Regions from separate parts of the Homo sapiens genome. Here all the other regions are linked to region 3. Evidence: chromatin loops called from intact Hi-C (ENCODE). Cell type or tissue: mammary epithelial cell. All regions are shown on one strand.

Region 1 (5,000 bases), 270 kb before region 3:
AAAAACATATCATGGCCAAGCATTCTATGAAAGGAAGGAAGATATAACATTAGCAGAATATAGTAATGTAATACATATTATCTCAATTAATTCAAAAGAAATAAATTGATAACATTTAACACTAATTCATGATAAAAATGCTTTACAAAGCAAGAATAAAGTGAAGCTTTATACAGTTTAACTTTAATTTCTGACAAAGTAGATTTTGATGTGAAAATACATGTTTAGAAATTTGTAGCAAACATCATACTTAGTGTTAAGCTTCTAGAAGCATTCTCATTTAAGAAGCAAATAACAATGCCTGCACTCAACATTTCTATTCAATATTGTCCTAACATCCCAGTCATTATAATAGGGCAAAACAAAGAAGTAAGAATGGTAAGAATTAAAAAGGAAGAGATAGGTTGGGAGCGGGAGCATTGCTTCATGCCTGTAATCCTAGCACTTTGAGAGGCTGAGGCTGGTGGATCATTTGAGCCCAGGAGGTCAAGACCAGCCTGGCAACATGTCGAAGTGCTGTCTTTACAAAAGAATACAAAAAATTAGCTGAGTGTGGCGGTGGTATGTGCCTGTGAGCTGAGCTACTCAGGAGGCTGAGGTGTGAGGATCACTTGAGGCTGGGAGGTCAAGGCTCACGTGAGAGGTTGAAGCTACAGTGAGCCATGTTTTCACCACTGCACTCCAGCTTGGGTGACAGAGGGAGACTCTGTCTCAAAAAAAAAAAAAAAAAAAAGGAAAAGACAAAATATTTTTTCTTAGGCAATATAATTATCATATAATTAGATAATATGCACACTATTACAACTAATATGAATGCTAAATTGTTAGATATGAACCCAACATACTCAACTCAACGGCTTTCTTTTACAATAACCCTTTAGACAATATAATAGAAAAAACTAATTTTTAAGCTACAAAATATTAAAGGCATGTAATACTGAATATCACAAAAATCTCTAAGAATTTATGTAGGAATTACAAAAATTCTTGATAACATAAAAGAAGCTCGTATGTAAAGGAAGACTACATCGTGTTAATTTAAATGTAGACTCAATATTGCAGTGATATAAACTCTAGGCAAGTAATCAATATATTTCAATGCTAGTTCAATAAAAATCTAAGCAGAGTGTTTCATGGAACTAAAACAGCGGTTTCTAAAGTTAATGTAGAAGAGCAAACGGGCAAAAATAGTAAGGAAAATCTAAGGAAGAACAAGTTGGGAGGGGCAAGTCCTAGCAGATAACAAAACTTGGAAAGCTTTGGAAATTAAGACAGTGTGTATTATGCAGAGGCAGACAAATAGGCAAACAGAACAGAATAGAGAGCCAGAAAAATAATCCTTTTATTGATATGTGACAGAGATGACTTTATAAGCCAGTGAGCTAAGCAATAAATGCTGATGGAGAAATTCATAATTCACATAGAATATAGTAATAATGATAGAACCCTATATCAAACCACATACAAAGAGAAAAGATTAATTCTAAGGTGGGGTGGGGAATCTGACCAAAATGTCCAAGGCAAAACTTGAAAACTTTTAAAGAAAATAAGTAATAATATCATCATGATCCTAAGATAATGGAATTAGTTTTTAAAAATAAGGAAGACATTGACAGATCTGAGTAAGTTAAAAAAATAAAAACACAAAAAGAGAACAAGTCTGCATATGAACAGATACCATAAACAAAATGGAAAGGCGTGCCAGAGACTGAGAGATCTTTTCAATATACAAAATGAAAGCAGGATTGAGAAACAGTGAGAAATATTCTTTGGAACTAAATTACCAGAGTTCAAACCAGATTTCACCACTTATAACCTGGACAACTTTGGGTAAGGTATGTAACATCTGTGTGCTTCAGTTCCCTATACACAAACTGAAGATAACAAATCTTCCCATCTTTTAGGGCTATTGTAAAGATCAAATGGGTTAATTAACAGAAGGTGCCCAAAACAAGGCCAGGCATATTATAAGCACTTAATAATGTTAGATATTATGTTATAGAATTAGTGTTAAAATATATAGAGAAATACTAAAAATAAGTAAGAAAAAGACAAATAAATTGAAAAATGGGCAAATATATAGTTTAGCATTTCAAAGAACAGGATACTTAAATGCCCAATAACTATTAGAAAAGATAGTCAAACTTACTAGTGATCAGGTAAATATAAATTACAACTACAAGGAGATACTATTTCATGCTCATGAGATTGTCAAAATTCAAAGTGTAGGGAGGGGTGTAGAGCAATAGAAAACCAACAAACTGCTTGCTAGGAATATAAATTACAGCCAGGGGGCGGTGCTCGCACCTATAATCCCTGCTTTTTGGGAGGCCAAAGAGGGAGAATTACATGAGCCCAGGAGTTTGAGACCAGCCTGGGCAGCAATAGTGAGACTCCATCTCTACAAAAAGTACAAAAATTAGCTGAATGTGGTGGCATGTGCCTGTAGTTTCAGCTACTTGGGAAGTTGAGGTGGGAGGATTACTTGAGCCCCTGAGGTTGAGGCTGCAGTGAACCAAGGTCAGGCCACTGCACTCCAGCCTGGGTGACAGAGCTAGACACTGTTTCTAGAAAAGAACAAAAAAAAAAAAAAAAAAGAAGAAGAGTGGTAAATTGCTACAACCAATTTGGGGAATAATGAATAATTTAACATTATCAAGGAACACTGATGATGCTCATGTTAGATAATCCAGCAATTGTACTCCCAAAATATAAACCATAGGGATTTAGTATGAATGCTGCAAGACACATACAAGAATATTCTTAACAATATCATTAATGATGGTAAATAACTGGAGGCAACCCAAATGTCTTTCAATAGAGGAATGAATAAATACTGTAATGGTATATTTATATAAAGAAACTCTACATTCAGTACAATGAATGAACAAGAACAAGGGCTATGTCCATCAACATGGATAAATATCAAAAACATAATGTTAATCATAATTAGTAAACTAGGTCCCATGTCTTCTGACTCACTGTAGCACATCACTCCTAAGAATTTCTGTCTTATCTGCATGACCAAATTTATTATTTCAACTGGATTATTCCCATGAGCATACAACTATCTTATATTCCCTTCCAGCTACTATCCCATTTCCTTTATAGTAGAACTCTTTGAAGAGCTGACTAAACTTAATGTTTCCAATTCTTCTACCATTCTCTTGCTTAATATTTGTAAATTCTTATTTTATCAAAAATAGATGCCTCCCAAAATATTATTTGCAAATTTCAATTATTCTTCTTTTATTAATTAAATATTTTCAATAGATAATAGACCCATATTTCAGAAAGTTTAAAATATAAAGATTCTATATGCAGTGAAAACTCTTCCATCTACCCCAATCTCTTTTCTACACAATTTCCACTCTCTTTTCCCAACTATTATTTCTTTCTTGTGTATTAGTTCAGTTTATTTGTATAACACATGAAAATACAAATAAATATTCTTATTTTCCTCTATTTTCAACATAAATGTAGAATATTATGCTGACTGCTGCATAATTCTTTTTTTCAATTAATGATGTGTTTTGGAGGCCATTTCTTATCAGCACAAAATAGATTTTCAATTATTTTTTAACAAGTGTCTAATTTATTTTACCACTTTTCTATTGATGAACATTTCAATTGTTTCCATACTTTTGCATTTACAATGATCCAATCAATGACCTTGTGTATATACTATTTTGTATGTGTGTAGGGATATGTGAATCAATTTCCAGAGGCGGGATTCCTAGGTCAAAGAAAAAAGGCATTTAATTTGTTTTAGATACTGATAAATTTCTTTTCCAAGGGATTGTGACAATTTAAACTTCTAGCAATGTATGAGAGTACCTGCTTCCCCATCACCTCACCAAGAGGTCTTATTATGAAATTTTTAATTTTTTAATTCTTATAGGTAGAAAATGGCAACTAGTTTTAACTTGCATTTTTCTATCTTAAGTTGAATATTTCTTCATATGTTTAAAACTTTGTATTTCTTTTCCTGCAAATTATTTGTTTTTATCCTTTGCCAATTTTTAAAAAAACTGTGTTATTGTTATTATCCATTTCTAGGAGCTCTTTAAATATTGGAGCTAATAAAAGAAGCTACAATAGCCATTCTGTCTGTGACATATTTTTTACTTTTCTATTGCTATTTCTTTGTTTATACTCTTTTTTCCTGCCATGCAGAAGTTTCTTTTTTGTTTTGTAACTTGTTGATATTGTATCTTGGTTAGAAGAACTGGCCCCGCTCAAATTATAAAACAATTTCCCCAATTTTTCTTCTGGTGCTTTTATTGATCTGTTATTTAAAACATTTAAATCTCTGGACCTCTTAGAACTTATGCTTAGAATATGGTATAAGGCTTAGATATAATTTTATTTTATTTTTCCAGATGACTACCAGGTTATTCCATTTTTTTTGAGTATTCCATCTTTTAAAGGCCAAATTTAGGCTACTTCTAGATTTCCTTATTTCTATATATTGATTTATTTGTCTATTTATATACCACTAACACATTGTTTCAATTTAGGGGTTGAGGCTTCAAGTAGATTTTAAAATCTAATCAGGCTAATTCCTCCATTATTGCTCCCCACCTTTTTTTGAGAGTTCCTTCACTATTCTTGTCTATTTTTCCACCCACAGATAGCACAGGTGTCTAGTGCCACAAAAATCTCATGGGTACTTTCTATCAGCAACCCATTACATTTATAAATTAACTTACAGAGAATTAATATCTTTGTTAACACTGAGTTTTTTGATCCAAGAGCTTGGTGTATCATTCATTTCTTTTACATCATTTTGTTTATTTTTTTCTGGCAAGTTTCTTTCATATAATCTTACATATTTCTTTTTATTCCTAGATATCTTGTATTGATTCTATCTTATCTCCCTAAACTGTAAACATTGGGATATGCCAGGGCTTCATTCTTAGCCTTTTCTTTTCTCTTTTCTATCCGTACCTCCTTCTTTGGTTATCTCATCCAGTCTCTTGGTTTTGCACACACGTTAG
Region 2 (5,000 bases), 1.3 Mb before region 3:
TCTTTTATTTTTAGTCTTTTTTCAAAAGACAGGGTTTTGCTCCATCACCCGTGCTGGAAGTGCAGTGGTATGAGTATGGGTCACTGCAGCTTTGACTTCCCAGGCTCAAGTGATCCTTTTGCCTCAGCCCCCTGTCTCTTCTGGTTTATAAAGTTTCTTCTGTGAAGTCAGCTGTCATTCTGATGGGTTTCTTTTTATAGGTAACATGATCCTTTTCTGTAGCTACCTTTAAGATTTTTTCTTTTGCGTTGATCTTGGAAAGTCTGATGACTATGTGCCTTGGACTCGGTCGTCTTGTATCTCACAGGAGTTCCCTGGGTTTCTTTTCTTTCTTTCTTTTTTTTTTTTTTTTCTTTTTGAGACAGGGTCTCACTCTGTTGCCCAGGCTGGAGTGCAGTGGTGCAATCACGGCTCACTGCAGCCTTGACCTCCTCCCAGGCTCAGACAACCCTCCCATGTCAGCTTCCTAAGACTGTAGCTGGGACTACAGGCATGTGCCATCACACCCAGCTAAATCTTTTTTTTTTTTTTTTTTTTTTTTTGGTATTTTGTGTTGAGATGGGGTCTCCCTATGTTGCCCAGGCTGGTCTCGAACTCCTTGGCTCAAGCAGTCCTCCTGCCTTGGTGTCCCAAAGTGTTGGGATTACAGGTGTGAGCCACCACACCTAGCCTGGATTTCTTATATCTGCATTTTAACCTCTCAAGCAAGATTGGGGAAATTTTCCTGAATTTTATCCCCAAATATGTTTTCCAAGCTGCTTATTTTCTCTTCTTTTCTCTCAGGAATGCCAATAAGGTATACATTTGGTTGTTTTACATAATCTCGTATTTCTCAAATACTTACTTACTTTCTTTTTTTTCCTGAATTTTCGAGACAGGGTCTTACTCTCGCCCAGGCTGGAGTGCACTGGTATAATCACAGCTCATTGCAGCCTCGACTTTCTGGGTTCAGGTGATTCTTCCGCCTCAGTCTTCCTAGTAGCTGGACTCCAGGTGTGCATGACCATGCACTGCTAAGTTTTTGCATTTTTTGTAGAGATGGGGGTCTCACCATGTTGCCTAGCCTGGTCTTGAACTCTTGGGCTCAGAAGATCCACCCGCCTTGGCCTCCCAAAGTGCTGGGACTACAGGCATGAGCCATGGTGCCTGGCTGCTTTGTTTTTTTTTTTTTTTTGAAGCAGAGTCTCACTCTGTCGCCCAGGCTGGAGTACAGTGGCACGATCTCGGCTCACTGCAACCTCCACCTCCCGGGTTCACGCCATTCTCCTGCCTCAGCCTCCCGAGTAGCTGGGACTACAGGCGCCCGCCACCACGCCCAGCTAATTTTTTGTATTTTTAGTAGAGACAGGGTTTCACCGTGTTAGCCAGGATGGTCTCCATCTCCTGAGCTCGTGATCCGCCCGCCTCCTCCTCCCAAAGTGCTGGGATTATAGGCGTGAGCCACTGCACTCGGCCTGTTCATTTTTTAAAATTCTTTTTTTTTTTTTCAAATTTTTGTCTGGGTTCATTTGAAGCACTGATTTTTGAGTTCTGAAATTCTTTCTTTTGCATGGTCTCATCTGCCGTTAAGACTTCCAACTGTATTTTGAAATTCCTATAGTGAATTTTTCAATTCTAGAAGTTCTGTTTTGTTCCTTCTTAACATAGCTATGTCATCTTTTGAATCTTGAGTCGTTTTTGTGTTGTTTCTTGTCTTGGATTTCAATTTTCTCTTTGATCTTGTTGCATTTCTTTGCTATCCATATCCTGGATTCTTTATATGTCATTTCAGACATTCATTCCGGTTAGAATCCATTGCTGGGGAGTTAGTGGGATCCTTTGAAGGTGACAAAACAGTCTGGCTTTTTCTACTGCTGGAGTTCTTATGCTGGTTTCTTCTCATTTGAAAGAACTGATGTTTTCTTTTTTTTGATTTTGTTATTGTTTGGATGAGAGTTCTTGATTTTTTTATTCTTTTTGTCCTTGGGGCTGTTACTGTGGTGTATATTGTGTGTGATTGTTTGGCTACGTTTCTGGGTATTTTCAGAGTTCCAAGGCTGTTTATGAGTTCCTTGGTTGCAGAGAGGTTCCTACAGTGGCTTTCTCCTTTGTTGCTTGTAGGGGTGTAATTTTGTTTGGTGGTGTTGTTTAAGCTGCAGTCCAGTAGATGGCGCTTAAGAGTAATAGCTGCCTGGGGAATGGGCAGAGGGAGGCAACAGAGAAGCATGAAAAGCGCCCTCCCCCAGTACACATTCGCGTTCAGCGGCTGGAGCCACTGGAGAAGCCCCAGGAAGCAGTTTCTTTCAGCCCAAACTCTCCAGGCCCCAGCAGGAGGACGCACTGCCAAGTCCGCCACAGCACATTGAGGAGGCGGGAAGGGAGTATGAGACGACCCTCTCTCCATGTTCGTTCCAGGGCTGTGGTGGTGCCACCTTTAGCGGCTAATGCCATGCCCGTGTTTCCTTTGACCCACGGTGGCCTTTGGAGGCTGTGCTCCCACCTCCCTTGTGGGAGGACCACACCAAGAGTTGGGTCTCCAGATCTGGCTGTTTTCACTGGCAAGGTGTCTGTTTGAGTTCTGTGGTTATAAATAGCATTTCTGTGGTGGCTTGTGAGCAGGCTCACTGCCTCCTGTAGGACCAGGGGGCAGTGGTCTCAGGAGACTAACCTCGTTCCTGAGTGCTGTGTGCTTATGTCTGATTTCTTATTGTGTTGTGCCATTCAACGTCCAGGCCAAGAAGTGGCTTTTGGGTTAAGAGCCAGCTGTGGCCAATATAGTTGAGTAGAAACTTGATCCTTGTTTACTGGGGAAACTCTCTGTTGCCTCAGGGCCAATCTGTGGAGTGCACAGTGGTCTGAGCGCCCTGCTCCAACCTGGAGGAGGGCTTCAAGATGGGCAGGCCAGACCAGGCAGGCCCACCTACAGGTCCCCCAATGGCAGGTCCGAGCATCAGCTTTGAGGGGTGGTCCAATGGGTGGCTACTAGGCACATAGAGATGTGCCTAGGTGTGGAGCTGGGAACCTCACCTGGTCTCAAGTTCTCTGCATGAGGCAGTGGAGCTGCCTAATCTCATCCAGGAGAGTGGGTCCTCCAGGTGCCAGGAGATCTGCTTGGGTATGGAGCAGAGAGGGCCCTGCTGCACCACAGTCTCTGCACAAGAAGGGAAGGGTAGCTCTGGCTGCAGATCCAGGCAAGTGGGTGCTCTGAATGCCTGGAGATACTCCTGGGTGTGGGGAAGAGAGGGCCTCACTGTACCACGGTCTCTGCACAGGAAAGATGGGTGGCTCAGGCTACTGATCCAGGTGAGCAGGTGCTCTGAATGCATGGAAATCTGCCTGGGGGTGGAGTGTAGAAGGCCCTGCTGCACCATAACCTCAGGAGAGGAGGCTGGGCACCCAGCAGGGACACATGCAAACCAGTTCCAGGCCACCAAGCTGGCTCTGTCTGCACGCCTCATTGCCCAGATAAACCATGGCTACAGCGACTCTCCTCTTACTTTTGGACCTGTGATGGGGGAGAGCACAATTCTAGTACCTACTGTTGGGTTACTTTCTATATTTGTTGCTCAGTTTTGGCTGTGGAGGCCTTTCCCCTGCTGCAGAGCAAATGCTGCAATATTTGATCCAAGACTAAATTGTCTGCATGACCACACTGCCAAATTGCTGAAGAATGACTGCCTTGTTTGAGCCTGGATTAAAAATGGCATCCCCTTGTCATTCCTGGTTCTGAGAAAATACATGCAGCTTTTCTCAGTGTGTCCGTCTCAGCGTCTGTAAGCTTTTCCCCAAGTTAGCTCCAAGGCTGAAGAGAAACAAAGTGCTCTCCCTCGGCCTGGGTTGCGCGGATCCCTAGCAGTAAGGGAAATGACAGCGGGAGGTCCTCTGCCTCTTATGTATTGAGGCTTCACTCACTTTTACCAGCCAGATGCCATCATGGAGGCTGTTTGCCCACCTTCTCCTCTCTGGAGTCTGGGGTGTCCTTTGCTGTTGAAGTGGATTTCCGTTTTCCTGTTTGAATTAAAGCTCACAGGGTTTATCTTTATGCACTATTTTGCTATTTGCAAGTGGCTGAGGTATGCGGAAAGCCTCTCATCTGCCATCTTGGGAAAAAAGGTCATGTGACTTTTGAGGGACTTAAGTGACCGGTTTAACCTCATTATCAGTTTCCTCATCTATGAAATAAGAAAAACGGAACTACCTCCCTGATGGAGTGGTTACAGGGATGAAGTGAGCTACTCCATGCCTCTCACTGCCATTTCCAAATGAGACACATGAAGCTCATGGAGGGTCATCAACTTGCTCGAGGTTATAGAACTAAAAATGGCCAAACTGGGATTTGAGCCCACTCTGTTTCCAAAGCCTGTCCCTTAGCTCTTCCACTGTTGTTGTCTGATGAAGTATATACAAATATATGCATTTAATATTAAATGACTGCAATTACTTGTTTGCTTTTCGAGAAAATCAAGGGGTTAACTGATTTTTACAGCTAGAGGGTAATGACAGGAAAGCAAACTCCTCTCCCCTGGTCACCTACCCTCTCCTCATACTGCTTTTAGTGTGCTGTCTCCAGGGTGACGTACACCCCACAGCCAAGACAGTCTCTCTAGGATCTTCAGACAGTGTCAGGCCTCTCTGGTTACCATCTTCCTCCTCATCTTCATCACCATCAATATAATTCATATAGAATAAGAGTATGTCTCACATTTACTAAGTGCTCATATTCTGTAAAGTACATCATGATTCAGATCCTGCTCAACAACTCTGAAAGGTAGACATTACTTTCATCCCTGCTTTACAAACGGAGGAAACTGAAGTTTAGGTGAAGAATTTTGCCAAATTCACATAGTTGGTAAGTGGGGATTCAGACCCAGGCTGCCTGGCTTTGGAGGTGGATTCTTAAGCCCTAGACTCTGCTGCTGCTCCTTCCATTCGAAATGGCTTTAGGTAAAAACCTTTTGTCTTCATTGTGACTGTTTAATAGGCTACACTGATCCTCAGAAACAGCAGATAACGGGATTATT
Region 3 (5,000 bases):
GATGCAATCTTTGATTTAAAGATGTTTACAATATAGTTTGCGAAAATGTTATTTAGCATTAGATTACTTTATGAATGGCAGAAAACTAAGAAAAAGTAGTAGCTTAAAAAAGTATATCTATTTCCTAGTGTTGCTGCACAAAATTATCACAAAGCTGGTGACTTTAAATAACAGAAATGTGTTCTCTCACGGTCCTGAAGGTCAGAAATTTAAATACAAGGTGTTGGCAGGCCCAGGCTCCCTTTAGAGACTCTGAGGGAGAGGTCTTCCTTACCTCTTGCAACTTCTGGTGGCTTCCGTCATTCCACGTGGCTGTATTACCCAAATCTCTGCTCCCTGTGCACCTTTCCATCTCCTCTGTGTGTTTGCGTCCCTTCCTCTATTTTCTGTGTGACTCTCCTTGTAAGACTCCTATAAAAATACTTGTTATTGGATTTAGGGCTCACCTGGAAAATTCAGGATGATCTCATCTTGAGATCCTTAACTTAATTATATTTGCAAAGGTTTCCCACCCACTCCCACCCCAATAAGGTTATATCCACAGGTCCCAGGAATTAAGATGTGGAAACATATTTTTGAGGCCACAGTTCAACCCACTACAACAATGTGGAGTTTATTTCTCTCTAATAAAACCCAGGCAAACAGTCAAATGCTGATATAATCCTCCGTACTGTGTCAGCAACCCAGATTCCTACTGTCTGGTTTTCCTGCTAAAAGCAATTTTCTTTCTGAAGACCCACCATGTAATCCATGATGGTTTCTCCAGCCACCACATCTGATTTTGAGACAGTAGAAAGAGAAATAGAGTAGAAGAAAGCCAAGAATAAAAACTGAAGCCAAAAATGGTATGGCTTTTTTTGGACTTGCATATATACATTTATATTTATATCTCTCTGTAAGAATAGTCAAGTGGCCACTCTGAGCTACAAGAGAAGGTGGGAGAGGCTCTTATTCTAGGAACTCATGTGCTCAGTTAAAATTCGAGGCTTTTATCAAATGTTGGAGGCTAATTGGCAGTCTCTTGTGCAGAGAATCTAGCAGTGATGATTGGCTAGCTAACCTGGCCCTTTCCTAGTCTTTTGGTCCTTTGATCTAAGAGCTCATCTCACAATCCGAGTTGCCCTTGCTACCCAGAATGGTCACAGGTCCAGTTTTGGCCAATGAAACTTGGGTAGAAATTGCTCAGGGCTTCTGGGGATAATGAGCATTCCTGATGAAACAGCAGACTCGGCTTGTGCTTGACATTCATGTAGCCATCTTGTTATCATGAAAGAGTTTTCCAAATGAAATGTAGAGCTGCCCATGTTGTCCTAGACTCCTTATTGGGTATGAAACATAAACTCCATATTTTAGGCCTTGGTAAGTTTAACTAGCTTTCCTGTTACTTGCAGCAAGCACATTCTTAAACAATATCAGGCCATGAGATACATGCACATATTAAAGGATATTAAGCCATGTAAAGCAACGTATCATAGGGCACTGTGACAGAGCCCAGAAGAGGGGAACCCTCTATTGCTCACATGGTTCAGAAGGAGCTGATTCCTAAACACCAGGATTGATGAATTTGGCAATGTGGGAAAAGTGGACTTCTGGATGACATTAAGACTTAATTGACTTTTCATGACCATAACTTCCAACAACTTGGATTGTTCTAGTCACTTGTTACCTGCAACCACTTAGATTGCCACATTAAGGGGAAAAAAATCATCCTAAGAAGAATCGTATGCTGTACCACTCACCTCAGGTTTAATAGTGCTGATGAAAATTACCTTGGAAAGGACTAGAAAAAAAACTAAGACCTAAGAGAGAAAGGTGCTATTTGGGGGAAGGCAGGCGGGGAAGAAAAGTAGATATGGAATGTAAGAGGAAAGAGGAGAGGATCAAAGTTTTGAGGGAAACAGAAAAGAGTTTGGAAAGGCTGCTCTTGTTTAAAAAAATCTTCTCCACCCATGCTGGTGCCACTTTCTTGCCGCTTCAAGAGAGTTCAAAACAGATTTATAACAGTATTGAAGGCTTCTGGAGTAACATCTGAATTTCTTTTGAATTATATACAATGTAGACAGCAAGATAAATAAATAAAATAAATAAATAAAATAGATTTATTTAAGCAAGGCATATGGGGAAATATTTGCACCTCTAAGGTTGAAAAGACAGCAAAACTCAGCAAACTCTACATAGTATAAATTCAATTATGATCACACAAGATCATCTTGAACTACATAAGTACTTTTACTCAAAGCAGAAACACTTGAGAAGCTGGGCACTGAGCTAACCATAGAATCATTCACCCCTTTAAAAAAAAACACACAAAAAAAAATGCATAAGACACAGAAAACAAATATGGCCTGATATATGGGTTGTTTGCACATTCGTTTCAATAGAATTCTACTTTTATTGCTTTTTAAAAATAGTGTGCACAGCATGAAAATAACCATCATGAGCATGTCTCCATAAATCATTTTTCCCTGTGCTGAAGGAGCACAATTTCCCTACCTGAGGAGCAGTCAGTTGGTGTTTACTTGCTACACTGTGCCATCTGGTGGCAAGTGCTAAAAATTGCAGACACAAGGTCCCTGGGTTCCAGAGAGACTCTCAGGCCGTATACCTAGAGGTGTCAACCCAATGCAAAAGAAATAAATACAATGACTCTCTTTAAAGACATGGGTTGAAGCCAAAGATCAAGTTATTTGTTAGTTATTCTCATTGGTATTCCTAATATATATAATATCTTCCCAGTAAAAATTACTTTATGAACAAATTGATTCTTAATAGCAATAATTTTCAGTTTGCACAATACTGCAGTTTTCAAATCCCCATTCATATTCACTAATGCACAAGATGAGCAGGAATATTGCACCTTTCTCACAAATGGAAACTGAGGTTCAGGTGGGTTAAAGAAATTGCTCAAGTTTGCAAAGCTTATATTAGAAAAAACAAGCAACTACTGAAGCACAAATAAAGACTTTCTCTGTTTCCAGTCTAGATGTTTCCTTTATAACGATCCTGTCTCTCCATGCTTAGCGTGGGATGAAGCAGTTTTAGTTGAAGCTAGGTTGAAGCTTTAGGTGTAGCTGGAAATAGTTTTTTAAGTTAGGTGCTATTTTGGTAAAGTAGTAGTTGCAAGCTTCCCCAAAGGAGTCTGAAAGAAGATTCAGCAGACCTTGGTGACAAGAGTTGTGCATCCTAAAGTTTAATATACGACTTCTTTTGCTTGTTTGTTTTTCCTTCAGGCCTTGTATTTACATATATGCAATACCATCTCTTTGTCTTTGTGTTTTATTCTCCTGCCCTGTCTTGCAATTTATTCTTTGTTAGCCTGCTTTTCATCAGAAGAACCACCTACTTTTCAGTAGCTTTCTTTTTTTCAGGTGGCCTCTCACTCCCTCCCGGTAGATGTATTCCTTTCAGGGTTAATCAAAGGATGATATTTAAGTTGTCATCTCTGCTTGGGCATCTAGATGGCTTGTGCCATTCATATCAATGAGACCTTTTCAACCCTAATATCTGTTTCAGTGATCTATGGAGTGCAGCCTTGAAACTTAATTATGGTGATGTTTCAGAGGCTCATGGACAGATTTAAGCATCCTGCTTTCACATCATTAGACAGTCCCAAGTTCCAGTGCTCTAAAAGATTGAAGACCAGTCTACTGTATGTCTTACCTTCATTATGATCTGTAGGAACAAGCCTACATTTCTCAGACTCTGTTAGAAGGTTTTTTATCTTTTGGCTGTGATATTTCACTTCGTATAAGACAATTGAAATGTAAAGCCTTTGTGAAAAATGCCTACGTAAGCCAATGAATATCATCCCAAATATCAGTAAGTAGTTTGATCATTGCTATATAGTTTTGTACATTCTTAGACTTGGGCAATGAGTCCTGAAGCCACTCCAGGGCCAAAAAGGGGGCTTATTAACCTCATATTCATCTAAAATAATCTTCTGGGAAAACACGATAAATATGCATTTTATGACATGTCATCATTATTGGTTCATCAAAACTATTTAAATATATGCAGATTTCAAAATTTATCTACAATTGCGTAACATCGTCTTCCCAATAGTTATCAGAACACTGAAAATTCCAAATTTTTATTTTGCTTTATTCCATTTATCAGCAGCAGCAATAAAGATTTTGGAATAGAACTTGGGTAGCAATTTGGGGATGATGTATTAGCCCTTCCTCAGCTACAGTTGCTCTAGAGGACTGATTAATATAAATGTCAGCTTATTTGTAAACTAGGAATATGTAACACAGAAAAGAACTGATAGTGCCATTTCCAGAGCCTCCTTTCAAGCCTAAATGAACTGTAGTTGGGTAAGGGCCACAGTCGATAAACACTCGAAGTAATATTGCCTAAAGTGACAAAAAATACAGTGGCATCAATCTCCTTTCAAGGCCAAGAAGCTGCTTATTCAGTTTCAAGAGCTTAGCATATAAATACAGTTTACAAGTAATTTTAAAATGATCACGAAATCCTGTGTATATTTGACTGTTAAATCAAAAGGAAGCCTGTGGTGTTGCTCAAGCCCAATAATCACTTTTTAATATTCCTGGGGAGGCAGCAGCATGATGAAAAGGATAAGGAAGGTATAAATCAACTGAAGGAATTCAGAGTGAAAGACCTTCATTTTTTAAAGGCAGAGATTAAAATCACCAAGCTAATAAGATCTGCTCAGGGACCTAGAAATGTCAGCCAAAAATGTAGAAAATGTATACTCCAAGAGTGAGCTTTACTTGAGTTGGTTTATATATAATAGTTTTCTGCTGAAAACAGACGATTAAACGTGCTGTTTAACTTAAAGGTAGTGTTTAGTTAGAATGTTATATACAGGGTATCTTATTCATATATTAATAGTCGTATCTAATAGAAAAATAAATAAACATTACAAATAGATTTTGCATTCATTTCCTAGCTCTTTCCTTACATCTGGCATTCATCGCTTTGCTCCCGATAATACTGCTTTGCAAACACCTTTCCCTGATCCAAGGTCCTCAGCG
Region 4 (5,000 bases), 980 kb before region 3:
AGGAGATCTAGCTCAATAACCACATTCTCTGAATTTTCATTTTCTATACTCATTATACCTCTCGATTCAGTCTAGCAAACATCTGTGTTATGTTATGTCAACAAGTATCCTTGCTGTGCAGGGCATCATGCTAAATGCTATAGGAGACGGAAAGATGCTCCTGTCCTTTGGAGGAACTAATAAGAAGTACAAACATATGTAAAGATAACCATGTATAATATTCATGAGTGCTACAAAATACATAGAAATGGAGTCATGGAAACAGTCTGGTAAGAGATTAATTCATTGCAGAGGCAGTGATACTTGAAGTGGGCCTTGAAGCATTGGTAAGATTTTAACATCTAAAAGTTTTCATTAATTTTTATGAGTATCTCTTACTTATTCATATATTTATTTATTTTTGAGACAGAGTCTCGCTGTTGTCCAGGCTAGAGTGCAATGGTGTGATCTCGGATCACTACAACCTCTGCTTCCAGGGCTTAAGCAATTCTCCTGCCTCAGCCTCCACAGTAGCTGGGACTACAGGCGTGCACCACCATGCCAGGCTAATTTTTGTATTTTTAGTACAGACAGGGTTTCACCATGTTGACCAGGCTGGTATCAAACTCGTGGCCTCAAGTGATCCGCCTGCCTTGGCCTCCCAAAGTGCTGGGATTACAGGTGTGAGCCACTGTGCCCGGCCATAATTTTTCTGAGTATCTCTTATAGATTATTTATTTCCTACATGGTAGGCTCAGAAAACAATTAGCAATAAAACCATTTTATGTAATAGGAAAATTAAATGGAAATTTGTTCAAGATAAATCCTACAGGCCAGCCTAATATATCTTACAGCATAAGAGTATGTGCATAAAAGTAGGGATAAAATTAGAAAAGTCAGTCTATTCCTGCAACAAACATTCATTGAACAAGTTGTGTTAGCAGAATGCAGAGAGGATAGTGACAAAGTCTCCAACGAGAAAGAGCAAGAAAACAAGGAAGAAAGTCCCAGTTAAACACAGGGTGTGTGGGAGTGGGGGAGTTGGAGGGGGTGCAGTCCCAGGGGACAAAAATATCCTGATATTGCCTAAAACTCATTTGGCAAGAGCAGACTAAAGAATTCCAAGAGTGTTGATGAGAGAAGGAAAATAAGAGTGAAGAAAACATGAGAATAGGTAAAAAGGCAGAACACCAAGGAAGGGATATAAGAGAGGGACATAAGCAAAACATGGCATCAATAGGCAGAGTGGGCCTTACTGGACTGCAAAAAAGAGGCAAAGGCTATGGCGGGAAGAATACAAGCTAAAGGACTGGTAGGGAATATGAGGAATACAAAACACAATGAAATCAGAGATGAGGTTAGAAGGAACGGGAAGGAAACAGAGCTGAGGGGGAAAAATCACATACAGCAAAACCACAAGGAAACGTTATTTAAAATAATCTGTGTGTTATAAGTGCAAACATATAGCACTTTGAAGAAGTAAACAATCAGACTAATTGGGTCATTTTAAAGATAAGCAGCAGCAATCAAAGGAATAAGATAGCTTTCATAAAAGTAAGTAAAAATGAAAACAACCTTGCCTAAGAGTGGGGTCAGGTAAGCCAATTTTAGCCATTACAGAGAACTGAATGGATCAGGAAAAACATAAGCACCATTGGTTAGTCTTAAAAATTACAACATTACAAAATTGGTGAGGTTTTTCAAAGGATCACTAAACTTTTAAATAAATGATACCCAGTTACAACCCTCAGAATTTACAGTGTTCCCTTCATGCCAAGTTTATTTTCATAAAGAACCTATTGATAAAGGAATCACAAGAGCAATGGTGACCCCAATAACTCTCAGTGTTTTTCCCATGGTGATCACCAGGCTTGCAAGTGCTTTAAAAACCCTGAAAGGCTCAAGAAATTGAAAAAATGTTAAACAACAATCATCTGAACCTGAGGTTGTTTTCAGTTGAACTTCATTTATAGTCATATATTCAGTGCCTTATCTACCCTTTTCATAGTTCAGTTGGCAAAAGGCCCTTACAATCCCTCTATTGGTTTTTAGAATATGGTAAGAAAAGTGCTAAAAATTATGCAACCTATATAATAAAAAATAACATAACTCATTACTTGGTTAATTCATAAATGCTGCTTAGGCAACAAAGAATGTAGTACATTGTACATTGATTTATATTTGATTTCACCAGTTTCTGGCAAATTATTATTTGATGTTTACCAGTGGTTGCCACAGATTCAAAAGGACATGAACTCTTTCATAACACACAGGAGACAACTGAGACTGCGAGTGATTACCAGGCTCTCCCCACCCTCGTAATGACCACTTTCAAAGTATCATATACTAATTCGATTCACTTCAGGAAAGATTTTCTTGACCTTCTACCACATACCTTGTCCCACGGGAGAGATAAGTCTATAAAGAAGAAAGAGACACTGCAACAGCAAAGGGGTGGGGGCCTAATGGAGCACGCAGGAGGTCTGGCCTGGATCTGCCTCTACCAACATGTATTCCTCTGGGTTATGTAGAGCCTTATGTATGGAACATAACTCTTTAGAGTAGAGCCTTATGTATGGAACATAACTCTTATGTATGGAATGCTCCCCCCTCTTGCTGGGGATTCAAAAATTAGAAGGCCAACCCTCTACTCTGAAGGAGTTGATAGGCTTATAAGCCTATAAATAGAGGGTTGGTCTTCTAATTTTTGAGTCTCCAGCAAAAGGGGTATCATATATTAATACTCAACACACATTTGCTGATGAAGGTGTGAATCAAAGGATAAAAGAACATGTCTGAGTGTCGATAGCTCATGACAGTGTCAAGACTAGGTACTCACGCTGTGTTCAGTAACACTAGCAATTTTACTTTTACCTATACAAATGATAGGTTTCTTTTTTTAAAACACATCAGGTAAAAGAATAAATACATTCAAGTTACTATAAAAACTCCTAATCATCCATTTTGCTGTCAAGAATCTCAGTTAGAGCCTTCTTACCAGCAAAGGAGGGTGAGAAAGGATCTATGACTTTGTATCTTGTGAGCCAAGCTTTATGTTACACTGACATGCAGAGAGATCCAATTAGTGCTTTCTGCCATCAGATGGCACACTGGCCCACAGCACTGTAATTCTACGCCACTGTCCAAATTTTCTGACCTTCAAAGAGAGACGAAGGAAATTAATATGTGTTGACCTGAGAGCACTGAGGGGCTGGGGTCTTTGCATGTATTATTTTACTCAGTCCTACAAAAAAGTCTTCTCACTATTGGTCATTGTTCTCATTTCATATACAAAAAACTCAGGCTAGTAAAAGCTAACTATAACTCCCCTCTAGTTACAGAGCAGGTACTGGCAGGGACAGACTTGAATCTAGGTTTGCTGGACTCAGAAGCCAATTCTCTTGGTATCTCTCTGGACTACAGCAACATATGGTTCACTTTCGGAGCCCACAGCTCTTGATGTGAGCTGCAGTTCTGAGGGTCCTACCCTACAACTGTCATGTGATTACACCATACTGAAAAAGTGCACTGGGGGTCTCATAAGAATATTTTCTGCCATAAGAGGAAAGTTATTTACCCCTTGTTGCAGCCTTTATCATGGACATGAAAATGCTAAAAAATATTTAGGGTCTTCTAATCAGTAACTTCTATTGTGAAAGACAGGAAAAACTGGCTCTTTCCCAAACGATGTTGCTGGAGTTGTATAAATTCTACTGGCATCAACAAGAGAAGCAACAAACTGGTTTATAGAAAAGTCCAGAAAATATACTTCTCCTTTTGAAATTTAAAAACTTCCTCCAGGCCGGACGTGGTGGCTCTTGCCTGTAATCCCAGCACTTTGGGAGGCTGAGGCGGGCAGATCACGAGGTCAAGAGATTGAGATCATCCTGGCCAACATGGTGAAACCCCATCTCTACTAAAAACACAAAAATTATTTGGGCGTGGTGACGTGCGCCTGTAGTCCCAGCTACTCAGGAGGCTAAGGCAGGAGAATCGCTTGAACCCAGGAGGCAGAGGTTGCAGTGAGCCAAAATTGTGCCACTGACCTCCAGCCTGGTGACAGAGTGAGACTCTGTCTCAAAAAAAACAAAAACAAACAAACAAAAAAAACTTCCTCCATTGGCACACAATGCAACTGCTTCCCTGTCTTGTACATGTGGAGATGTGATAAAGTAACTTCAGTGACAGTCAAATGTACTGTTACCTTAAAAAGTGCGATGCTTTCTTGCATAATTCCTATCAATGTTCTATTTCACATATGTGATACATTATAAAATACATTTATCTTTCACAGAATTCATTCTAGAGGGAAAATATTAACATGTTAGTTTTATTCAAAGAATGATTTTGCAATATGTGTTTAAAAAGACAATTAAAAACAAATGAAATTTTATACATCATTTGTTTTGTAATTAACATATGACTAGAACAGTCTGGAAGCAATGTATTAAATAGAAATAGTTGAAAAATGTTTGCTTTATCTAAAGTGATATTGCAGGACAAGCCTGGGTGTGTGGCACAAATCATTTTGTTATATAAACTTCTCTGGCAGTTACAGGAATATAATTTTCTGGGGATATGCTAAACCAAGCCCACTGATAAGAGTAACAGACCAAAGGAAACACTGTAAAAACCCAGCTGTGTTATTCAACTTAGCTTTAAGCCAGTCTCTGCTGTCTTTTGTAGGACTTTATTTAATTGCTTCTGACTGTATAGGCTAGTAAAAATCAGGCTGTACAGAATTGAAAAAAAAATCTGATTAAATGGATCAGTTGTTTAGAGTCTACAGCAATCAAAATTCCCTGTGATTCACTTCTACAAATAATTACATGGATCTTCACAATAACCATATGGTCACTGCAAAAAGAAAATTCAGTCAAATCTGTTAATTCATTAAGTAAAATAGCCTCAACAGTCATTCTTGGCTCATCCGGTGGAATCTGGATGAAGGAGAGATGCACCTCTTTCCTGAATAAATCCAAGAGACAATCACAGATCAGTTTAACCAGGATAAAGAAATC
Region 5 (5,000 bases), 630 kb after region 3:
TCTTTTGAGAAAATGTACTGATATCTTCATTCAAGAAGTAGTTATTGCTTATTTCTGTTCTGACAGGCACTTTTTTAGCACTGAAAATGCAGCAGTGAGTCAAACAGACAAAATGTGTTGTCTTCGTAGGGCTTACATTTTGGCAGAGGGAGACAAACAGTAAACAAAATCAATATGTAAGTTATGTAGTTATTAGAAGGTGGGAAGTGCTATGGAAAAAAATTGAGAGGAAAGGGGAGTGGGAATGCTGGGGACAGAGGACGGTGGGGGTGAAGGGAGTAGCAACTGCATATAGAAGATCAGGGAAGTCTTCACAGAGAAAGCGACATTAGAACAAAAAGATTTGGAAGCATTAAGAAAGTTAGTCACATGATTATCAGGGGAAAAGCATTCCAGGCATAGGGAACAGCCACTGTAAAAGTCCTGAGGTGGGAACAGGTCTGGCATCATCAAGGAAGAACAAGGAGGTCACTCTGATGGGTGCTGCCATGGGAATTTGAGGCAATAGAAAGAGATGCTCATGGTATAATATAGGAAGTTACCCCAGACATGAGAATATGTAGCTTAGATACATGGAGTCAGCTTCATAAAGAAGGAAAGATGTTACCTAAAATGAAACTTTAATGTTCCTGCTGGAAAAGCCATGGTAATTTAGGAGTAAGGCAACAACCTTGGGGGATGGTGGCCCAGCAGTGGGCGAATGGAGGCGCTATATATATATATATACACACACACACACACACACACACACACACACACACACACATATATACACACGCACATATATATACATATATATACACATATATACATATATAAATATATATATACACACATATATATACATATATATACACATATATACATATATATACTCACACACTTTAAGTTATAGGGTACATGTGCACAACGTGCAGGTTTGTTACATATGTATACATGTGCCATGTTGGTGTGCCGCACCCATTAACTCGTCATTTACATTAGGCCAACATCATCCTGATACCAAAGCCTCGCAGAGACACAACAAAAAAAGAGAATTTTAGACCAATATCCCTGATGAACATCGGTGCAAAAATCCTCAATAAAATACTGACCAACCGAATCCAGCAGCACATCAAAAAGCTTATCCACCATGATCAAGTTGGCTTCATCCCTGGGATGCAAGGCTGGTTCAACATACACAAATCAATAAACGTAATCCATCCTATAAACAGAACCAAAGACAAAAAACCACATGATTATCTCAATAGATGCAGAAAAGGCCTTCAACAAAATTCAACAGCCCTTCATGCTAAAAACTCTCAATAAACTAGGTATTGATGGGACATATCTCAAAACAATAAGAGCTATTTATGACAAACCCACAGCCAATATCATACTGAATGGGCAAAAACTGGAAGCATTCCCTTTGAAAACTGGCACAAGACAGGGATGCCCTCTCTCACCACTCCTATTCAACATAGTGTTGGAAGTTCTAGCCAGGGCAATCAGGCAGGAGAAATAAATAAAGGGTATTCAACTAAGAATGGAGGCTTTGACTCCTACAACTGGAGAGGCCTCCCACTCTCCCACACTGGTTTCTGCCTCCACCCTGTGGGCTGCATGCAAATGACACAAACCCAGACAAAAAGGAGTTTTGGAAGAGTGTTAGCATTAACATGTGATCTCATGCTTCATCTTTGGCATAGCTGATTCTGTTTTTTCTGATAGTTTAATCTTTCCCCAAAATTTTGCAGAGGGACAGAAAGACAATTTGGCGTGGATGTGTATCTGCTTCCTATAGTATATATTCCCAGAAATGCAGAGGGGAGAGGGATATTGCAGTAAAAAATGGTTGTTATGGTCTAAATGTGTGTGTCTCCCCAAAATTCATATGCTGAAATCCTAACCCCCAAAGTGATGATATTAGGAGGCGGGGCCTCTGGGTGGTGATGAGGTCATGAGGGCAGAGCCTTACACAAGAGGCCCAAGGGAGCTCCCTCACTCCTAATGATGTGTGAGGGACAGGTGAGGACACGGCAAGAAGGTGTTGTCTATGAGCCAGAAAGTAGGCTCTCACCAGACACTGAAGCTGCTGGCACTTTGATCTTGGACTCCAGAACAGAGAGAAATAAATTTCTGTTGTTTATAACCTACTTGATTTATCATACACTGTTATGGTAGTCCAAATGGACTAAGACAGTGGTATCTAGTTAATGTAGAAATTTGGGGGATTTTAGGGGAGTACTGTACCTGACTCAACCAAAATCTACTAACAGATTTTCTTCATTCTAAATGAAATCTTAATTTAACAATTGTCCCTACAATCGATTGCCTTATTAAATGGTATTCTAGTATGTTATGCTAAACAAACAATAAATCATAAATTTAAATATCATATCTTAACCCCACTATAAGCACTGAACTCAGATATTTCTAAGACAAAGAACAAAGATTGAATTATTGAATACCATTACTATGTGTTAAAGATGAGCTCTCTAAAGCCCATTAAAACGTGTGTGCTTGAATCCTCCTTTATTTCAAAAAGTTGGAAAACAAAGAATGAAAAACTTTGCCTCACTAAAAATATCTGTGCCAAACTGCAAATATGTATGAGGAAGTTGTCACTTAATAATAGCCAGGCAAACTCTTTCAAAATACCTGAAACCAATATAACAATAATTATTATTCACTTAAAAGCTCTGAGCTTAGCATGATTTCTATATTTGTGTGAGCTTTAGGTTATCATATTTGATTCTGTCTCATTTCACAGCAAAGCAATGTCATATATAATGATATTATTGACCTCAGAAAAACAACTACCTGTTATAACAGGATATCTTAATCCTGCTAAATTAGTGGTTTGTCACTAATTTGCTCCAGCACTAATTTTATCAAGGTGCAAACACCATGCATAGCAATCCACCTGCATTTACTGGTATTAAAATCTAGGCCTTTTCTTCAACAACACTGCCACCTTCTGCTTAGTATAGACTTTCACTTTATTTCTATGCCTTCAAGAGTTGTGAGATTCACTTTGAAATAATATATACTTAAAAGTTAGAAGGGACCATGAGAATGTCTAATCAGGTCCCCACATTCTATAGATGAGGAAACTGAGGCCCAAAGGGATTAAGTCACTTACCCAATGTCCTACATTCATTTTCTCCAGATTAAATCTCACAGTTATTAATTCTCCCTAGTTCTCTTCCCACTGACATATTTATTATTAAACTGTATAGAGAAGTTACATCAAGACATTGATTATAATAATCTAGAAGCATGGAATCTTAGACTATGTTTTATACTTTTTGTTTATTTGCATTATATAAATTTTTTATCATAAGCAAAAAATATATTTTTTCAATTTTAAAAGATTTGTATTTGTTCAATGTGTAGCCTTAAATAGAAAAATTATTCTAGATCAGAAAAGCAGACAACTAAAATTTTTTCTTTTAATCTCCTCCATTTTCTTCTGAATTATGAAAATGTCTATCAAATCAGGCACAATACCAATGCTAATGGGTAGGTTTTAGAAAAATAAGATGCAAGAATGTAGCATGCAAACTTAGAAGTAGCCAACAAGAATTGTGTTGTAAAGCTTTATATGTTTAGCAAATCCTATAGATATATTTTAAAGTAGGCGATTTTAAACAATAAACTCGCGTTTAGCAGGGTTTTTTGAAAAGGTTTTCTGCCAACTTAAATGCCTCATTTGTTTAGGTTGGGTGTAGATTCTATCAGCATTTCTAGTATAAACCATGCTTAGTGGAGAGTTACTATCTTTCTAACATAATACATATTTGTCAATATTTTGTTACAGATTTTTTTGTCTATGTCACAAGGGATATTGATCTGTAGTTTTATTTTACTGTGATAACTCGTTTTAATATTAGAGTAATGTTGGCCTCATAAAATTAGTTTGGCCTCACATTTTCTGGAAGAGGTTTTTATAAAGCCAGAAATATTTCTTTCTTATATGTTTTATAGAATTCACTAGTAAAACTATGGTTTCCTTTGAGGTAAGGTTTCTATTTATGAATTCAAGTTATTTAGTAGAGATAGATCTATTCTCATTTTTTATTTATATTTTAGTTCATTTTGTTAATTGGTATTTTTCAAGGATTTGTCCATTTAATCCAAGTTGTCACATTTATTGGCACAAAGATGTTCATAAATATTTTCTGTTGTCTTCTCAAATTCTGTAGGATCTGTAGTGATATCCCCTCTTTCAATCATTGGTGATTTGTCTCTCTTTTTCTTGATTAGTCTGATGAGAGGTTTATCAACATTTTTTGTACTTTCCAAGAAGTAGCTTTTGGTTGTATTGATTTTATCTAATGTTTCTCTAATTTTTATGTTGTTAATTTCTGCTCTTTATTGTTTCTTTCCTCCTACTTACTTTGGGTTCTTTTTCTAGTTTCTTATGATGAAAGCCAAGATCATTATATTTAAATCGCTTTTCTAACATAAGCATTTAAAGATATGAATGGATTTCTATACCCTGCTTTAGCTGCATTTCACAAATTTTTATATATTTTATTTTCATTAATATTCAGTTCTATTTTCTAATTTCTCTTGTCATTTCTTCTTTGACCCATCAGTTTTTTTACAGTGTGTTGTTAAATTTCCAAACATTTCAGAATTCTCTAGATTATTATGTTATTGATAACTTATTTAATTCAGTTGTGGTCACAGAACAAATTCTGCATAATTTCAATCCTTTAAACCTAGTTGAAAATTGTTTTATAGTTCAGCATATGGTCTATCTTAGAGAATGTTCCAAGTACACTTGAAAAGAATTCACATTCTCCCATTGTTTAAATGAGTATTCTATTAATGACACATAGATCAAGTTGGTTTAAATAGTTTTTTATGTCTACCAACTCAATATTCAAAGTATACATTTACTTTGTAGTTTAAAGTTTATTTCAATAATTTTTAGATCACTGTACTCACCCTGGAGTGATATCAAACCAGAGTTTAATATCATTGCCTAAGCAATTAATCAGTTTGAAAGC
Region 6 (5,000 bases), 1.3 Mb before region 3:
TGTGAGGATTAAAGAGTGAGTCTTTGCACATAGTAGATATTCATTAAATGCCTATCTTCATTTCCTTCTTCATCCTTCTCCTGATTTGTTTTAATCTTGAAATGTGCATGTGCCTCATTTGGCAGTTATATTGCCTGGTATTTTAAGTTATATTTCCTATGTTTACTTTGTTTCTGGAACTTTACTGTTTACTCAGAGAAAATGTCTTATTTATCCTTTGCTTGCCTCTTCTCATTTCTAAATACAGGCATGCCTTGCACACATAGTAAGCACTCAGTAAGCATTTGCTTTTTGCTTCAGTATTCAGATTTGACTAAAATTCCATATTGGTAATATTGTGTGTCTCAACAATTTCTAAAGTTATTGGAAGAATTTATATGTGGTTGGAATTGGTACTTTCACATAACATGTAGGATTGTTTTTCATTCCTTTATGAATTTATGTCAGCATCTTTCTGAACTGTGGGTAATATATTAGACGTAGAAAAGTACATCATGTTATGTGTGAAAGAGTCTTATAGTTTCAGAGATTGGAGTGTAATTACATCATTTCTTTGAGTAAGTACAAATGAGCCGCCCCCCATGAGCAGTGCATTGTCTCTTTCTGGGCCTGCATGACACCTAGGTGCATGTACTGTATGATATGCAAAAACAAAGTAACACTCTTTTGCTTAAAAACATCTTTTAGTTGCTATTTTTAAAATAGTCATTACCATTTAAAACTAAATTTGGATGCCACTTTTGTTTATGAAGTTTCTCTTAAAAAATCTTCCATATGTGGATAATTTGAATATTCACTTTAATTTTCTAGAGTATGGCATTAAAATGTCGATCTAGGCAAGCTGTCAGTTATCAAATTCAGCATTGTAACAAGCTGTGAATTCATGGGATAGAAGTAGGAAGCCACATACAAGATTTGACAATCTTTCATTTGTTGCATGTAAAAGCAAATTTATCTTCCTTTGCAAAGCAAAGTTTTAGATTTTTGGAAAACCTTACCGCTTGAAGATTGCTTTGCCTCCAGAGCACTTTAGAATTGTATGGGGTTCTCAAGATGGGCTCTGGTAGAAGATTACAATGTATAATTTCAGTATTAATCTTCAGGGGTATGGAAAGGAAGATGTCCAGAGTGAACCTGAAACATATTTTACCAATTGCGCATTAATTTTAAATTGCCAAGGGCAATGAAGAAAATAAAGAACAGCTGTCCTCAGAAAATTTACAGCAAGTAAACTAGAGTTTCTCTCTGTCTCTGTTTTAATCAAAATGGGTGTGAGGTGAGCGTGGGTGGAAATAGAGGACAGTCTTCTGTGGGAGGGAGTTGAAGAGTCTTGTGGTGTCTGCAGAAATGCAAATGCAAAATTGAAATAATAAATCCAGGCACATCAGGACTGAATATTCATTTTCACAATTAGTAATCTTATTTGTTTTAAGGAAACTCTGAGAAACTATTTGTTTCCAAATGAATGGTCACATTAAATTAATAGGGGCACATCCTTCCTCTGAGACGGCGAACCCCGAGTCCTTGCCTTTACCCCTCGTCCATGTGGTTTAGGGTTTGGTTTAGGACTGTTACTACTTTCCTGTTGTCCAGTGACTGTTTTTTTTCAGCCCATGAATTAAACCTTCTTTTCTCTTTGTTACCTATGGTTTTATACGTTTTCCTCCTCTTTAACGCATCCACAGAATAGAAATGAAGAAAATTAATAGGACTTTATTCTATCCTTACAATAAATCATCTTGCTTCTGGGTGTATTTGGGGTTGGAGGTTGGGTAGTTGTCAGAAAATGACAATGGTATATTTTCAAGTAGTGCTGAAGGTGTTTTTAGAACAGAAGAAACTTGGTGGAACTGTCTTGCTACAGAGTAGGCATGCTAGGCTTTGTTTTTGCATTACATTCTGATGAGGTCTGTGACATTTTATGGTACACTGTTAGCATAGTGGTGAAGAACATTAGCCCAAAAGACTATCTTGATTGTAATCTCAGTTTTACTCCTTATTAACTCTGCCTGTAACCTCTCTGTGTCTTTATCATCTGTGAAAAGGGATAAGGATCAGATCTCCTTCATGGGGTTGTTGTGAGAACTAAAAGAGAATGCTTAGGACATTGGCACCTGTTGAATAGCCAGTAAGTGTGAGTTGCTTATTTAGAGATAAATCCAGTCATTGAGGCCAATTATAATTAAGTAGTCTCATTATTGATTTAAGGCTCTAGGAGATTGAAGAACTTTCTATTTTTTTTTTTTTAAAATAGCAATTTACATTGGGAAATAAATCACCCAAATTCACTTTATCTGTTAATTTTATATGGCTCTTAGAACAAACAGCAAAATTAACTGGTTTGGCTTTTAACCTCTTCCTCTTCAGTGATTTGTGGACATTTGAGCATTAAGATATCCTGAGCAGTAAAATAGCCAGAGGCTCAGGAAGAACACCACGGTTTTCAGATTATCTCAAGCTTTTCCTCAGAAGCCAAACAAACACCACAAAACACCCTGAAAACCAAAAGCAGGCATTCTTCCTCCTGGGATTTAGTACCTGCTGCTACAGCTGCTCTGAGGTGGAGAGGCAGAGGGCAGCAGCGAGACACAACATTAGGCCTTTTCTGATGTTTCCCATCTCTGCAGCAGAGGAATGAAAAGGAATCTTGCAAAAAGCAACGGCCCACTTTTGCCTTGAGTTTGAGTCTCTTTTTGATTTATTGTAGTAAAATTTTGCTAGTACTTAAACCTGAGCTACATGAGTGATGAGCTTGAAAATTTATTTAGCTGTCCCATCCTTTCCAGCTTACTTTAATACTTACCTATGCCTGGGCACACACATGTTAGATGGATTTTAGTTGTAATTTTGGGGTATTTCTTACAGGGAAGGTATTAGAGGAAAAAATACTAGAAATATGGTTCCTGTTCTTAAAGATGAGCTTCAATCTAAATTCAAGACAGAGATTTTACTCTACTTTCATGTTAACCAGTTATCCTGCATAGTTCCACGGATACTAGTAGAAGACACAAGACTCCTGGATCTTTGACACAGGACAGTTTATTACTGTCAGTAGCTAGAGCAGTGCATTTTGTGCTCATTCCCTGAGCCCTGATTCCTCAGGGCACTGCAAAGATGGCCAGGTGATACTTATGGATGATACAGTTGGTTGTGTTATAGGAGGAAAAACTCTGAATGCAGAAAACTCAGATCTTTTATAATGGCCAGCAAGGAAGCCTTTTGCTCTAGGAGACACCATCTCTATTTGCTAAGGCTGCAAGCAACCCTGCTCTTTGCTCCAGAGGGTAGATATTGGAACAGAGGGTGCTTCCACCATGCTGGGGTGGTGTTGGTAGTGGTGAGTGGGTGGTATGATGTGGGGAGATGTTTGTGAGCAGTTGTATCCAGAGGGTGGCAGATCCCAGGTGCTGTGCTGCATTGTCTGCCTTAACTCTTTCTGTAGGCTGTGGTGAGCTATTGACAGATTTGGATGGGAGTGTGTCTTGAGATCTTTGACAGAGAATAGAATTGGTGGGAATAGAATGGGGGTAAGATGGAAGGCAGGGCGGTTGCTTGAATTTGGGGAGTAATTCAGATAAGAAATGATGGAGGTTTAAACTAGAATATTTGCAGTGGAAAGAAGGGATGGATAGGAAGAGAGACTTCGCAGACAAACAGAATTTGATGACCTGCTGGATATTGGAAGTCAGGGAGAGAGGAAAGTGAAAACGAACTCTAAGCCTCCCAGACCAGGTGGATGAGACCTTTAGCCAAGGCAGAATGCAAGATGAGCAGTAGGTTTGGGAGGGATAGAGACTGGTTTTAGATATTCTGAATGCAAGTGGCATGTTATAAGAAATAGAATGAAAGCAAGAGGAGAGATGGCAGGAATTATTTTTAAAGAGGTAAGGTTTTGAGTGTCTAAGTCAAGATGATAGTGGAGAAAAGGACAGAATCTTTGTGAATGCTTCTATTTTGATGATGAGAGGAAGAAGAATAATGGAGACATAAGACAGAGGGATAGGAGGCGAAGGAAGAAGGATGGTTGTAAGGGAATCCATAAGAGGGGAGATTCCAAGAAGGAAGAAGTCAGCTGTGCCAAATACTCTAGAAAGGTCAGGTTGGTGGAGGAACAAGAAACAACCATTGGGTTTAGTGGCTGGAAAGTCAAACTAGATAATAGCGAGGTTGTACTTGTTTTTTTCTTAGGTGTTATTTTCTCATAAGAACCATGTGAGACAGGTGGTATTATCCCCATTCGCATGAGCCCCTGAAGTGAAGAAACGTGATTTGATTTGTCTAAGTCTCAGAGGTAGAGAGCAGTATACTACAACTTGCTTCCAAGACTGTGTTTTAAATACCCACGCTCTTAACCACAGTGAGCATGAGGAGATGGAGACACTATAGTCTGACCTTTTTTTGAGGATGTTGGAGAGATGAAGGAAAGAAAAACAGAAGACAAGCTGTTAAATAACAAAGTTTAAAAGTTTGAGAGTACTGTAGGAAAGGGAAGTTGGGAGGGAAGATTTAAGTATCACCCACTGAAAGTGTTCATCTAGATTCAGGATTAAGCCATTCTAAAGTTAGACCTGCCTTTTTTCCATAACAACTGCTTCATGGATTCTGAAGGTGCATCCTTGGCCCAAGAGAGATGCACTGTCTTTGCTGAGGATTGCTGCAACACCTCGTGAGGTCTCTTCATAGCAGGCAAGATGTCAATACAGAATCTGCATATGACAATATATTAAAAATTTTAACGTATTGCATTTTATGTTTTTGGAGTATATCACACTCTCTCACACAGTCTCCATAAAACTCGGTAGCTGAGCAGATATATATTAATAGGCTCAGTTGCACATGTGGTATCAGAGGCCAGAACAAGGTAGGATAAACCTGTCACAGGTCACACAACTAGGCAAAGCTGGGGTTTGGAGCCTAGTCTCCCGACTCTAAGCCAGACTTATCCTATGGCAGCAGAAACAGGGTGAGAGGAAGAGTTGGTGGACAGTGCAACTTATTGG

The links. Peaks named below come from ENCODE experiments on the same cell type or tissue, not always from the same donor. Only the 100,000 strongest peaks of a DNase experiment are listed, where the experiment ranks them.
Region 1: a loop joins it to region 3, with 15 times the contacts of the local background. A loop is called at or near these places in 11 of 110 quality-filtered maps.
Region 2: a loop joins it to region 3, with 5 times the contacts of the local background. A loop is called at or near these places in 5 of 110 quality-filtered maps.
Region 4: a loop joins it to region 3, with 6 times the contacts of the local background. A loop is called at or near these places in 6 of 110 quality-filtered maps.
Region 5: a loop joins it to region 3, with 21 times the contacts of the local background. A loop is called at or near these places in 9 of 110 quality-filtered maps.
Region 6: a loop joins it to region 3, with 21 times the contacts of the local background. A loop is called at or near these places in 8 of 110 quality-filtered maps.

What each region holds. Positions count from the first base shown.
Region 1 is chr4:148,996,621-149,001,620 of GRCh38, forward strand. The region is part of intron 3 of LOC107986195 (a long non-coding RNA gene); the gene reads left to right. Among named protein-coding and RNA genes, the nearest start is that of LINC02430, 160 kb to the right of the region's middle. In mammary epithelial cell, a CTCF peak has its summit at 2,317; no DNase peak of the experiment used is centred here.
Region 2 is chr4:147,982,030-147,987,029 of GRCh38, forward strand. All of the region lies in intron 18 of ARHGAP10 (Rho GTPase activating protein 10), which reads left to right. Among named protein-coding and RNA genes, the nearest start is that of MIR4799, 200 kb to the left of the region's middle. In mammary epithelial cell, a CTCF peak has its summit at 2,152 (motif pointing right); no DNase peak of the experiment used is centred here.
Region 3 is chr4:149,261,825-149,266,824 of GRCh38, forward strand. The region is part of intron 12 of LINC02355 (long intergenic non-protein coding RNA 2355); the gene reads left to right. It overlaps LOC107986320 (a long non-coding RNA gene), which reads right to left and starts at 2,601. Exons shown (of 4, transcript XR_001741885.1): 1 at 2,494-2,601; 2 at 275-411. In mammary epithelial cell, a CTCF peak has its summit at 2,539 (motif pointing left); no DNase peak of the experiment used is centred here.
Region 4 is chr4:148,281,648-148,286,647 of GRCh38, forward strand. The region is part of intron 2 of NR3C2 (nuclear receptor subfamily 3 group C member 2); the gene reads right to left. Among named protein-coding and RNA genes, the nearest start is that of NR3C2, 160 kb to the right of the region's middle. In mammary epithelial cell, a CTCF peak has its summit at 3,076 (motif pointing right); no DNase peak of the experiment used is centred here.
Region 5 is chr4:149,895,040-149,900,039 of GRCh38, forward strand. No RefSeq gene overlaps it. Among named protein-coding and RNA genes, the nearest start is that of IQCM, 82 kb to the left of the region's middle. In mammary epithelial cell, CTCF peaks have their summits at 1,593 and 2,951 (motif pointing left); no DNase peak of the experiment used is centred here.
Region 6 is chr4:147,922,738-147,927,737 of GRCh38, forward strand. The region is part of intron 13 of ARHGAP10 (Rho GTPase activating protein 10); the gene reads left to right. Among named protein-coding and RNA genes, the nearest start is that of MIR4799, 140 kb to the left of the region's middle. In mammary epithelial cell, a CTCF peak has its summit at 2,559; no DNase peak of the experiment used is centred here.